Regions from separate parts of the Homo sapiens genome. Here region 2 is linked to region 1. The links are chromatin contacts, found by Hi-C or POLR2A ChIA-PET in ENCODE. All regions are on one chromosome and are shown on one strand. Each heading gives the region's core, a stretch centred on a gene start or an enhancer-like site at or near the end of the contact. The rest is flanking DNA. Distances are from core to core; before and after follow the strand shown. Region 1 overlaps PSAP (prosaposin). Region 2 holds the start of POFUT4 (protein O-fucosyltransferase 4).

Region 1 (5,865 bases), core at 2,299-4,798:
TTTCTTATTTTTGATGGAGTCTCGCTCTGTCGCCCAGGCAGGAGTGCAGTGGCGTGATCTCGGCTTACTACAACCTCTGCCTCCTGAGTTCAAGCGATTCTCCTGCCTCAGCCTCCTGAGTAGCTGGGATTACAGGCACCTGCCACCACACCCAGCTAATTTTTGTATTTTTTGTAGAAATGGGGTTTTGTCGTGTTGCCAGGCTGGTCTTGATTTGTGAGCTCAAAATGATTCTCCTGCCTCAGCTTCCCAAAGTACTGGGGTTACAGGCATGAGCCACCGCACATGGCCCTGAAATCTATGTCTTTAAAAAAGTCCCATTGTGGGGCCAAGCATGGTGGCTCACGCTTGTAATCCTAGCACTTTGGGAGGCCGAGGCGGGTGGATCACGAGGTCAGGAGTTCGAAACCAGCCTGGCCAACACGGCAAAACCCTGTCTCTACTAAAAATACAAAAATTAGCTGGGCATGGTGGCAGGCGCCTATAATCTCAGCTAGTTGGGAGGCTGAGGCAGGAGAATCGCTTGAACCCGGGAAGTGGAGGCTGCAGTAAGCCGAGATCGTGCCACTGCACTCCAGCCTGGGCGACAAGAGCAAGACTCTGTCTCAAAAGAAAAAAAAAAGAGCCCGTTGTTCCAAGCTGTCTTGCCAGGCCCTTGAACTAAGAAGTGAAGTGCTCAATTTGCCCCGAGTGCTGTTCATGTCTTTATGACACATTTAATTGGAAATCTTTAGGAGGTCAAACATTCTAAGAACTTTTTTGGAGTTCAGCATACTGCCTCAGAGAAGGAAGCTGGTATTTGGGGGTAGGGTGTGGGAGGATGAGAATAGAGATTAAAGGCTTTGCTGGCCACATGTTTTGAGAAATAACTCACGAGAAAGTGTTTTTGGGTAGTGTTTATTTATTAGTTATAAATGCTGAAAATGTTATCTGCCTTGTTAGAGTGAAGACTTGGAGCTCCTCGGAGCTCTTTTAGTTCAGCCCACCACTGAAAGGATCCCTCTTATATAGAATTGCTCATAAGTTATGCATTTTGTTTCTGCTTGTTTGCTTCCACTGTTGGTGAGGTCATCACCTAATGATGCCACTCATTCTCTCTTTTTTTTCTGAGACAGGCTCTGGCTTTATTGCCCAGGCTGGAGTGCAGTGGTGCTGGGGCACTGGAGTGCAACCTCCGCCTCCTGGGCTCAATCGATCCTCCCACCTCAGCCTCCTTGGTAGCTGGGACTACTGAGGCGTGCACCACCACGTCCAGCTAATCCGTTCTCTTTTTATGCCCCTGGGTGGATGTTAAATGCATTCTTTACCTGGAGCTGTGGTCTGCTTCCTTGCACCCATTGTTCAGAGATCTGTGGTCTGGAGCCACTCATACCAGCTCCACACCCTGGTGGAAGGTGTACGGGATTCTCCCCCTCCTTGGAGATGACCGCGTGTCTCTGAAACATTCCTTCTCCCGTCACTCATCCCCAGTCCTCCAGGGGACTCTCTGGGTGGGGCCCCAGGCCCTCCCCTCCCTGGCCTCTGCTGAGCAGCTCACGTTGCTCATGGGCGTGTCTCTCCTGGTGCTATTGGCCCTTGCTGTTCTGTTTTCCCTTTGAGTCTGCACAACTTCTCATGGAACCCTGTTAGTGCCATTTGCCCATCTTGTTCTCTTGGACTCTGTGTTAGCCTCTCTTGGCTCTTGCTGCTTCCATTTCTCATGTGGACGTTTTTGAATTCGCCTTCCAGTTAGGTGCCTGACATTGGTATCTCCCACCTCCTCTTCAGTTCTGCCACCTTGTGCCTGGGTGGTTGAGACCCACACATGAGCTTGCCTGTCCTGTCCCTCCCAGAAATCCCTGAAGCTTCCTGCAGTATCGCCCACGGGGTTGAGCCCTCACCTTAGGGTGTGTGGGGCAGGTGAGACCATTCCCCCAAGCACCTGAGATCTGTCTGCCTTTGCAGCCTGGCTGCCGCTACTTCCCTTGGCTTCGCTCCTGAAAAGACAGGACAGTTTCTTCCCTTCCCCACAGAGAACTGGACTCCTTTGGAATGTTCTGGAATTCCCCACTCCCTCTCCACGTAGCCAGCCTTTTCTGTCACCATCTTGCAGGTGCCAATTCCAATTTCGTTTTGAGGAAGGCTCCGTTAGCATTGCCTTGCCGCTCCCATTCCCACCGATGCGTGGGATCACACACCATTACTTAGATGTCTGTTCCTCCTGCTCTTTGGGGTAAAGAAAATCGTGACTGTTCATTTGTTCTTTGGCCTGAGGGCCTCGGGCTCTGCGCAGTCAGTGGAGCTGGTAGCCATGCCTTCAGCTGGGTTGTTTACCTGCTTGTGTGGAGAAAAACCACCCTTGCCTGTAGAGCTTTATGATTAATCCACAGCTGGGACCTGAGAAGTTCCTCAAGTGCTAGGAGAAATGTGTGTGTAATAAAGTTTCTGGGAAAGGGATCCATGTCCCCAAAAGGTTCTGACCCACTGTTTGATCCCCTCTTAGGAGATCTGCTCTGGGAGTGGGCTTTGCACCTCTTGGCGGCTGGGAGCTCCCCAGCACCACCCAGTGGTGCCTGCCCTGAGGACACGCAGTCTATGAACGTATGTCATCATGTCGTTCATCCTGGGAGATGGAATCCGTTGCATACCACAGGCTGTTTTTGTAACATGCACCTTTATGTTTGGCTTGTGGTTGGAGGTAGAAGGGGGTGTCTTGCTAAGAAGGCACTTTCTAGGAGTTGGAATTTACGTGTTACTTCCTGTGTCCACGGAAATCTGTTTTACGCTGGAACTTGACTTTATAGGCGTACCGAATTCTCCACCATGCGTATCTTTTTGCCTCCAGATCTGAGGAAGAGGCCTGCTGCCATTCAGTAGGTCATGGATTGGGAAGTGACAGTCAGTTTGTATTAGCTGGGCCAGTTTCAGATACAAGGGGCTGCCCAAGATTATTTTCAGTCCAGGTTGGCCGGACCAAAACAAGTAACAAAGTCATCATGGAAAACGATTATTGTTTCACATTCCTAGAGGAAGTAGGCAGCCTACAAAGTATTCTCACATGGGCCTGTGAGAGTGTGTTGTGTTCCGGAAACACTCTAGATTTTGGTCAGCTGTAGCTAGTTCCCTGCTGAGAGGGCTGGAGAAAGTAGCTGGGTGGACATTACACTGGATGAGCATTTTTAAGAATCGGGGGTGCTGGTCACTTGCCCCTGCTTTTGGTGGTGACTCCTCTGTCTTGGCTCTGGTCTCCTGAGGTCTGAGCCCATCCTCTTCTGGCTTCCCTGTGTATCACTCTGCCTTCCTCTGCCTAGAGACTCATTTGGTAGCCTCCTGTTCATCTTGATTTGGAGGTAGGGCTAGGCAGTGTATCATGGTGTCATCATGGGTCCTTTTCAGAGTCCTAGGGGCCCAGGGCCTGCTAGGGTGTGGTGGGAGTCATCAGGTCTGGGGTTCCTATTTGTGCTGTCTCTGTGACCGCACAGTCCCCAGAGCCCTTACCCTCATGACTCAATTCTGCCTCCCCTCCACCGCTCCCCTGAGATTTATAACTGAGGCTGGCGCCAGCCATGCTTGGCTACACTGCGGGCTAACTAAGCTTTTGTGAGCCATCTGGGGAGCTTGGTACTGATTTGCATCTGGCACATGTTTTCCCCTGGAAACTAGAGTCCAAACCAGCAGCCTCTGGAATGTGGCCAGCTTGGTTGAGGTTGCGAACTGGACGTGTTTGTGATTTTGCTCCCAGGGGACAGGGAAGGCTATAATCTGGGCAGCAGATGAATAATTCATTTGCTTGTGTCTGAAGGGGTGAAGGTGATCTGACTCGAGCTTTGTGGGACTCAGTCTTTGTGTGAGTAGCTTGTGGAGGTAGTAATGAAAGAAAGCAGTTCATTCCTTACCCTCTCCTGGAGGAAGAACACGTACTGACCTATACAACACGTGTTTCCTATGTGTGTTACACACGTATGTAGAATTGGCTTACAGAGGGAAGCAGCATACAGCAAGATTCCTGAGGTTCTAAGTGTGTTTCTCAGGTGATTGTGTTTTGTTTTTTTTTTTTTTTTTTCTGTCTCAGACTTGGGTCAAGTATCTATTGCAGCAAAAGTTTGTTCAACCCTACTGAGATGCCTGTTGGAGTTTGACCCTCATGCCACCATCCTCTATGTGTAGTCCGATGTAATCTCTTGTTTCCTAGCTAAATAATTGGGCTAGAAGTGAGATGTGAATCTGAGGATTTTTTTCCCCATTTTTTTGGTTCTAAAATCAAGGACCTGTTTTAAGAAACATAGGCACTCTCAAGGCAGTTTATAAAATATTTTTAGGGCTAGGTATGGTAGCTCACCGCTGGAGTGCAGTGGTGAGATCTCGGCTCACTACAACCTCTGCCTCCTGGGCTCAAGCTATCCTCCCACCTCAGTCTCTCGAGTAGCTGGGATCACAGGTGCGTGCTACCATGCCCGGCTAATTTTTTGTAGAGATGAGGTTTTGCCATGTTGCCCAGGCTGGTCTCGAACTCCTGGACTCAACTGACCCCACCTCGGCCTCTCAAAGTGCTGAGATTATAGGCATGAGCCACCGGCAGCTGGCCATTGTTTTATGTTATAAGGGTATGAATTTTTTTTAATTTTAATTTTTATTTTATTTATTTATTTATTTATTTATTTATTTTTTGAAACGGAGTCTCGCTCTGTCACCCAGGCTCACTGCCAGCTCCGCCTCCCGGATTCACGCCATTCTCCTGCCTCAGCCTCCCGAGTAGCTGGAACTACAGGCGCCCGCCACCACACCTGGCTAATTGTTTTTTTTTGTATTTTTAGTAGAGATGGGGTTTCACTGTGTTAGCCAGGATGGTCTTGATCTCCTGACGTCGTGATCCACCCACCTTGGCCTCCCAAAGTGCTGGGATTATAGGCGTGAGCCACCGTGCCCAGCCTGTTTTTCTTTTTTAAAAAAACCCTTCATTCTACAGTTGTTATCCATTTTACAGAAGTCAAAATCTTCCCTGTATTTGAATTTGTTAGTCTTTTCTCCTATGGTTTCTTTTGTTACTTATGGAAACATTTTAAGGTTATGATGATACCTTATTACTTATGGAAACATTTTAAGGTTAAAGTTCTGATACTCCCTGATACTGTTTAAAGGTAGCTAGAGAGGATGAACGTGAACCAGATACATGAGTCCCTTCTAGCCCTGTGACAGACAAGCCAGCTTCTTGACCGGGACAGGCGTGTATCTGTGTGGCTGGTGTCCCATACAGCTTGGTGAGGGGCTGAGTAGCAGAGTCCAGCTCAAGGACAGTCGCCCTCAGCCCTGGGGAAATAAGTCAGGTCGACCTGGTTTGCTACAAAATGGGCCACCTCCTCACGTTGGTTTTCATTTTAGCTCTAGCCGGCCCGGTCCTTGGACTGAAAGAATGCACCAGGGGCTCGGCAGTGTGGTGCCAGAATGTGAAGACGGCGTCCGACTGCGGGGCAGTGAAGCACTGCCTGCAGACCGTTTGGAACAAGCCAACAGTGGTGAGTGCCGCTGCCCTCCAGTCCCAGCCGCAGCACTCCTCTTGGGTCCCCTTAGAACAGCTGTAACTCACTGCCATATTGACAGAGCACTTTTTCTTGCCTTGTTTTGTTTACTTCTCACTGTGACTCTGTGTGGGAGGCAGGACCTATTGGTGAATGTACCCATTTTACAGCAGAGGAGATGGAGGCTCAGAGAGGTTAAGGTTTCACTCTCCTGAGGCTACCTGGTTTCTTGTGGCAGACAGGATGAGGTCCCCCATGCCTGCGGCTCCAGGTGCCTGCCCCATGCTGCCTCTGGGCCTCTGTGCAGATCCCACTTCTCACCTTAGATAAGAGGCCAGTGGGTTGGCAGTGCCCATTCCCACCACTGGGC
Region 2 (5,865 bases), core at 1,490-3,989, 1.9 Mb before region 1:
ATACAAATTACTTGGTGAAGGATTCCAACCATCAGGACAAAACTGCCAGCAGCATCTGTTAATAAATGGCCTTCTGCTGCCATCCACTGTCCAAGTCGGTTTCTATAGGCCATTCTAGCAGCCTTACTTCAGCTTAATAATCTTATCACCTCTCCCCCAATAGGTGTGGCTTGCTACAAGTGGTTTCAACATTTTCCCACCCCACACCACACGCTGGCCTTGTTTCCCAGTACCACCACCTTTTGCCACCTACTACAGTAGCCTATTCGCTTCCCTTCTGATGCGCATTGTGCATTGTTTTGTGTGTGTGTGTGTGTGTGACAGGGTCTTACTCCAACCCAGGCTGGAATGCAGTGGCACGATCCTAGCTCACTACAGCATTGAACTCCTAGGTTCAAGCAATCCACCTGCCACAGCCTCCCAAGTAGCCAGGACTACAGGTATGTGCCACCACCCCAGGCTTTTAGTTTTTAAATTGTACAGAGAGGCTCTTATTATATTGTCCAGGCTGGTCAATATATTATATTATATATTATATTGTCTCTGGCCTCAAGTGTTCCTCCCCCCTTGACCTCCCAAAGTGCTGGGATTACAGGTGTGAGCCACCGTGCCCGGCCATGCCTAGTTTTTCTAGTTACACAGGCAGTGTGTCCCCACCTGCACCAACTACATGGGGCTCATCCTCAGCACAGCCGCTTAAAAAAAAAAATTATGGCTGGTTAACAGGTGTAACCCCTGACTACTGCAGAAAAGCCTCTCTAAAAGTGCTCTTCTCTACTGCCCAACCCCATTTCCACTCTATAAAAGGTGCTCAAATAGCTGAGTTGATTTTTAGTGCAGTGCAAACTCCTGAACCTGGTATTAATGATATTTATAGCCTTGTCCCTATTTATTTGCCCCATTTTCTCTCTCCCCTGTCTGCACAGGCCCTGTACTCTGGTTCAATCTTTTTGAACCACTACTGGAAACATTGTTCACATAAGCTGATTTTCATACGTTGCCTTGAATTATATTTTACATCTATTCAGCTTTTTCAGCTTGTCTTATCCCCCCAACTAGACTGTTGACACCTTAAATACAGAATGAGCCCATGTGATAATTTCCTCCTGCACCTGCTCAGCACCTAGTGCTACTTAATTGCCCACAGTAAGCAAGTAAGTAAATGATTTGATAGCTGCAGGGGACCCCAGCACTCTTACCTGTCATTCTCAGGAATCTCTTCCACATTGCCAAAGCCAGGTGTGGGCACTGGGCAGTCCATGTGTGAGGGCTGGGCAATGTGGGGCTCAAAGACGGGGCTGTCCCCGGGAGAGGCCGCGTGGGCTTTCTCGGCATCCAGCCGAGCCAGTTCGTAGTCACAGACGAAACACTCGAAGCCGTTGAGGTAGTTAGGCAGCAAAGGATCATTCACTCCCCACTCCCGATGCTTCAGACTATCCAGAAGAAATTGGTTGGTGATGCCCCCAGGTTGCTTGTATGCCAGGTATTTCATATACTCCTCATCATTCTTGTCCAGAAAGTCAATAAACTCTGCCAGCTTCTGAGGAGACTCAAAATCATCAATCAGGATGACGGAGTGATTGTTCGGCATCCAGTCCCTCACAGAGGGAGAACCGCGGTACACGGGCACAGCGCCCAGGTGCATGGGACGCCACAGTTTTTCTGTCATGTAGTCGTTACAGATGGCATTTTCCAGGGCCAAGTGGAACTTATAGCGGGACAAGAAAGCCAAGAGCTCTGGATCCTCGGTGGTGGCCGTGGCTGTGTCCTGTAGCCGCGCGGTAGGCAGCTCCCGATTCTGCAGGCATTTCCCGTAGGAGTCTACCTAGACCGGGTACAGTAAGGCTGTCATGAGGGTGCGGCCCTGGAGGCCTGGACACCTGGAGTCCTGGACACCTGGAGTCCTGGACACCTGGAGTCCTGGCCTCAACCCGCCCTCTCCTTTTCCTTCCCTCCGGCCCGCCCTCACTCACCGGGATGTGGCGCATGAGCTCGCGCACGTAGCGGTCCCGGTCCGCTGGCACGTCGCAGTGTGACTGCAGATAGAGCAGCGGCGCGTAGCCGCGGCGGCGCCACTCCGCGCGTTCCATGGGCGGAGGCACCGGGCGGCGCAGATAGGCGGTCCCGGGCAGCCACTGCAGCGACAGCGGGTAATCCGAGTGGCGACTGAAGGTGGAGGTAAGATTGAAGAGGCGGATGCCCGGGCCGTGGCTCAGCAAGAAGTTGTTGAGGGGCGACTCCTCGTGGAGGAGCGCCCAGCTCTGGTGCGCCAGGCGCGGCAGCGGGGCGGCCGACGCGCGGAAGTCTGTGCCGTAGAAGAGCAGCGCGCGCGTCCGCGAGTCCCTCAGCGCTCGGCGGTTCCGGGACGCCACGCACGCGCCGCGCGCACACTCGATGCGCTCCGAGTCTCCCGGGAAGTGGGGGAATAGCCCTGGGCTCCACCACAGCAGTACCGGCAAGTCCCCCGCCTCCTCCCTCCCTGGCCGCGGCGTCCCAGAGCTGCGCGTCACCCCCACTGCGCCCAGCGCCGAGGGCGGCCGGAAAACCGCGCCATCCCACGGTTCCGCCCACTCCGCCTCCCCGCCGGCCTCCCTCTCCGCTACGGACCCATGGCCGCTGGCTGCACAGACACTGAGCACCCCTAGAAGGACCAACACCACCCTAATGGGGCCGGCCGCCATGTCCACTCCGGCAGCCGGCGCCCCCTCGGCCAGCACCGACCCCGCCCAGCGGATAGTCGTGACCGGACGAGGCCCTACGCCACGGGGGCACGTGGCGCATGCGCAGCTCGCTCAGCCGACGGCCAGGACTAAAAGCAAAGTGAGCTTTCGGGAGTAAAGATGAGGCTAATGGTTACATCTTAATTTATTTTATTTCTTTACAAATTAAAGATGCATTGAAAAATAAACCAATGAAGAGAAATGAGAGGTCCAGAGCAGGGGCATCCCAGGTGGGGAGCAGGCAAGCCTGGCCACCATCAAGCCTAGCCCTTGTCCTGCCCCCAAGCCAGTTGGGGTTGGAAGATAACTGTCAGCCACTCAGTCAATACCAAAGCCCAAGCGGTGTCCCAGCAGGAGAGAACGGCGCTCCAGCTGCCTCTGCCTCTCTCCCCAACAACCCCGGGCCTGGAGAAGCAGTGTTTCTCGTGGGAGCTCAGAGTGGGATGTGAACTGGCTCTGTGAGGTATTGCAAGTTGATGACCAGGCTCCCTAGGCTCCCTACAGAACCATCCAGTGTTGGGGCCTCTCCAGCTGGAAAGGAAGCTGGTACCTCTACCAGATCTTAATATATTTTGCAACTCAGTTCTCCGGTCACCTCTGACAGTGTGCCTCTCTATCCACGGAGTGATCATCAATCATTGCAGGAGAGAGCGAGCGAGCAGTGAAAGCAGAGAAACTTGACTGCTAACCTCCAGGCCCAAGAAGGACTGACCACTTTTCTCTCCACCACCTATGGGCTATACCCCAGCTCTTGTGCACCTATATGTTTTATCCCTAATATAGGAAGTTGTGGATGACACTGAGCCCCCTGTAGTAACCTTAGGATCCCCACTCTTTCCTGCCTGCCCCTCTCCTCTTGGGAGACTGGTCCAAAGGGACACATAATATTGCCAGGGTCTGGGTGCCTCCAAACCCCCAATACCGAATCATATACAGTGAACTGAGAAGCTACATTCATTATGACAGGATTAGCAGGAAAAAGAGGGTAGAATGAGGGAACAGGGGCACCTTCCATCAGCAGGACATGACAGAGTGGCAGGATACTTGAGCCCAGAAAGAAGGTGTCTCCTTATATCTCCCCCTCCCCCCAGAGAGACTGAGGTCAGCTTACATAAGATATGTTACTGTCCCAATTTCTCTGACATCCTGGGGTGCTTTCTGGAAGCTAGCCTGGGCCCTATGCCATTTACCCACTTGCTTTAGCTCAGTAGCTGCCGAATCTCCTTGTGCATATGACAGAGAAAGTCCACATAAGATGCTCCCCCACTCAGACTCTTGTCTTCCACCAGGAAGTGCTTGAACAGCATCTCCATCTTGTCTTCCTGTTTCACCACGGTAAGCTACGGCCAGAATTCAGGGTTCATAAGGCAAGGCCAAAGGAAATTAAACATGCCCAGAAATCTCATTAGGCAGTCACTTACTCATTCCCCACCCAACCCCCACTTCTAGGTGAGGACTTGACAAGGTAAGAAATCCAGGGTTCAGATCAGTGTTACCTTCATGTACCGGGATCTCTGTGCCCGTAAGCTATCAATGAGGCCTCGAACCTTCTTGGACAGTGGATTATCCAGAACTGGCAGAACACTCTAGAACACAAAATTCATTTATCCTTATGGTAAGGCACTCTGAGTTCAGTCAAGGTGGGGCAGCATACATGTATGCATCATCTGAAACAGGCAAACCTGGGAAGAATGACAGCAACTGCCCTTGTCCCCAAGTGTTCCCTGATATTTGAGGGTACTAGCACACTAACTATATTGGCTCCCAATTGTTTCACAAAGTATACTTCCACACCCATATTCTCCTTGACTCCCTGCCCTCACCAAACCACTGGTGATCTGACTGAAGGAGGAGACGCTGAAAAGGCTCTGGACAACACCCTGTTGGACGCTTGCTCCCACCCAGAGGAAGAGGTTGAGCCCATTCTCCAGTAAATATATATCCCCATTGCTTAGACGCTCTTCAGAGGCTCGAACTGCTGGTGGTTCGGTAGTACTCTCAACGGGAGACTTTGTCTAGACAAAAGGAAGGGAGCAAAAGGTTACCAAGGACCATAAGACAAGTCTGCCCCCCCGCACCACACACAAAATTTTGAAAGCTAAGTCCTCAGACACCACCCCTTCTGGGGTCTCAGTAACTCTCTCAGTGTGAAAATTACATCAGCTAAAATACATAAAAACAAATTCCACTAGTGTCTGACTGATACTAGCCTATCCTTTCCTCCTCCTAAGAGGCCCTTTGCTCCGTGCAAGATCTCATACTCCAACCCTCAATCGCACCAAAGGTAAGAGCCGAGGGTAGAAGAAGACATTGGTCTCAGTCACATCCATGGAGGTAACTAGCTGTCGGACATAGGCACGGTCATCAGTAGTGACTTCAGCTCCAGGCTGCAGGACATCACTCTTCAACACACAGTTCAGGTAAACTGGGAGTAGCTTCATGCACTCAGGAAGGATCAACTGAGGGGATTATCAAAATAAAGTCAATGATCATGAGAAATCCCTCCCAAATGCAAACATTTGTCCCAACAACCCCACCTCCCACTAATATACTTGCCCCACCTGTCCTGCAGAGGAGGGGCTAGCACAGTTCTTTCTGTAACAGGCCAGGATCTGGGCACACTGGGTGATGAGCGTGTCACGAACAGCCTTCACAGGGCTATTCAGGACTCCCCGATATGCTGGATGGGAAAGCAAAGATAGTCACTGGTCAGCTGCCCATCATGTGTGCATTCCCACCATCACAACTACCCACTCACCATCCTGGACCTCTCAGCCCCAATCCCACCCTGCCCTGCTTCTACCCTCACCAAACTTGGCCATGTAGTTGATGAGCGTGTCAGTCTCACAGTTTCGATATAGATCAGCCAGCTGGGTGCAGCAGTTCAGGGCCAGATTATGGATGCGGAGCCGACGCTGCCCTGCACAGCTGGTGTAAAGCAGGGCACACTAGGGGAAAGGAGAAAGGGGGAACTCACACCCCTCCCTCACAAAGGCCCTTTGCTACACTATTAAACTGGAAGAGAGAAATGAGCCACTCCCGTGCCCTGTCTCTTCTTTTAGTGCTCTCTACCCATTCCTCACCCTCTTCTATACCAAGCGAATGAAACACTTCCTGCCCAGCCCCGCCTCCCGCCTGCCACCTG

The links. Hi-C counts contacts between places; a loop is a spot of excess contacts on that map. ChIA-PET counts read pairs that join two places held with the same protein, here RNA polymerase II (POLR2A).
Region 2: a loop to region 1 is called in a map with no recorded cell type, with 7 times the contacts of the local background. The contact joins the promoter of POFUT4 here to the enhancer-like site in region 1. A Hi-C loop is called at or near these places in 1 of 37 single-sample maps with no recorded cell type. POLR2A ChIA-PET finds 5 or more read pairs at or near these places in 1 of 52 experiments (PC-9).

The regions. Positions count from the first base shown.
Region 1 is chr10:71,833,999-71,839,863 of GRCh38, reverse strand. PSAP (prosaposin) reads left to right here. Exons shown (of 14, transcript NM_002778.4): 2 at 5,359-5,492. Among named protein-coding and RNA genes, the nearest start is that of PSAP, 14 kb to the left of the region's middle. RefSeq lists enhancers at 910-1,678, 2,449-3,218, 3,122-3,221, 3,332-3,401, 3,219-3,988. Within about 2 kb of position 3,548, at least 26 of the 41 ENCODE cell types and tissues checked have a DNase peak (open chromatin) inside an H3K27ac peak, as active enhancers do.
Region 2 is chr10:73,769,150-73,775,014 of GRCh38, reverse strand. It overlaps POFUT4 (protein O-fucosyltransferase 4), which reads right to left and starts at 2,739. Exons shown (of 3, transcript NM_173540.3): 1 at 1,974-2,739; 2 at 1,200-1,825. The coding sequence starts at 2,681. SEC24C (SEC24 homolog C, COPII component) reads right to left here. Exons shown (of 23, transcript NM_198597.3): 17 at 5,863-5,865; 18 at 5,530-5,668; 19 at 5,282-5,400; 20 at 5,000-5,179; 21 at 4,544-4,735; 22 at 4,217-4,306; 23 at 2,854-4,060. The coding sequence ends at 3,920. RefSeq lists enhancers at 1,428-1,477, 1,322-1,852, 2,138-2,247, 2,838-3,017 and a silencer at 2,458-2,507.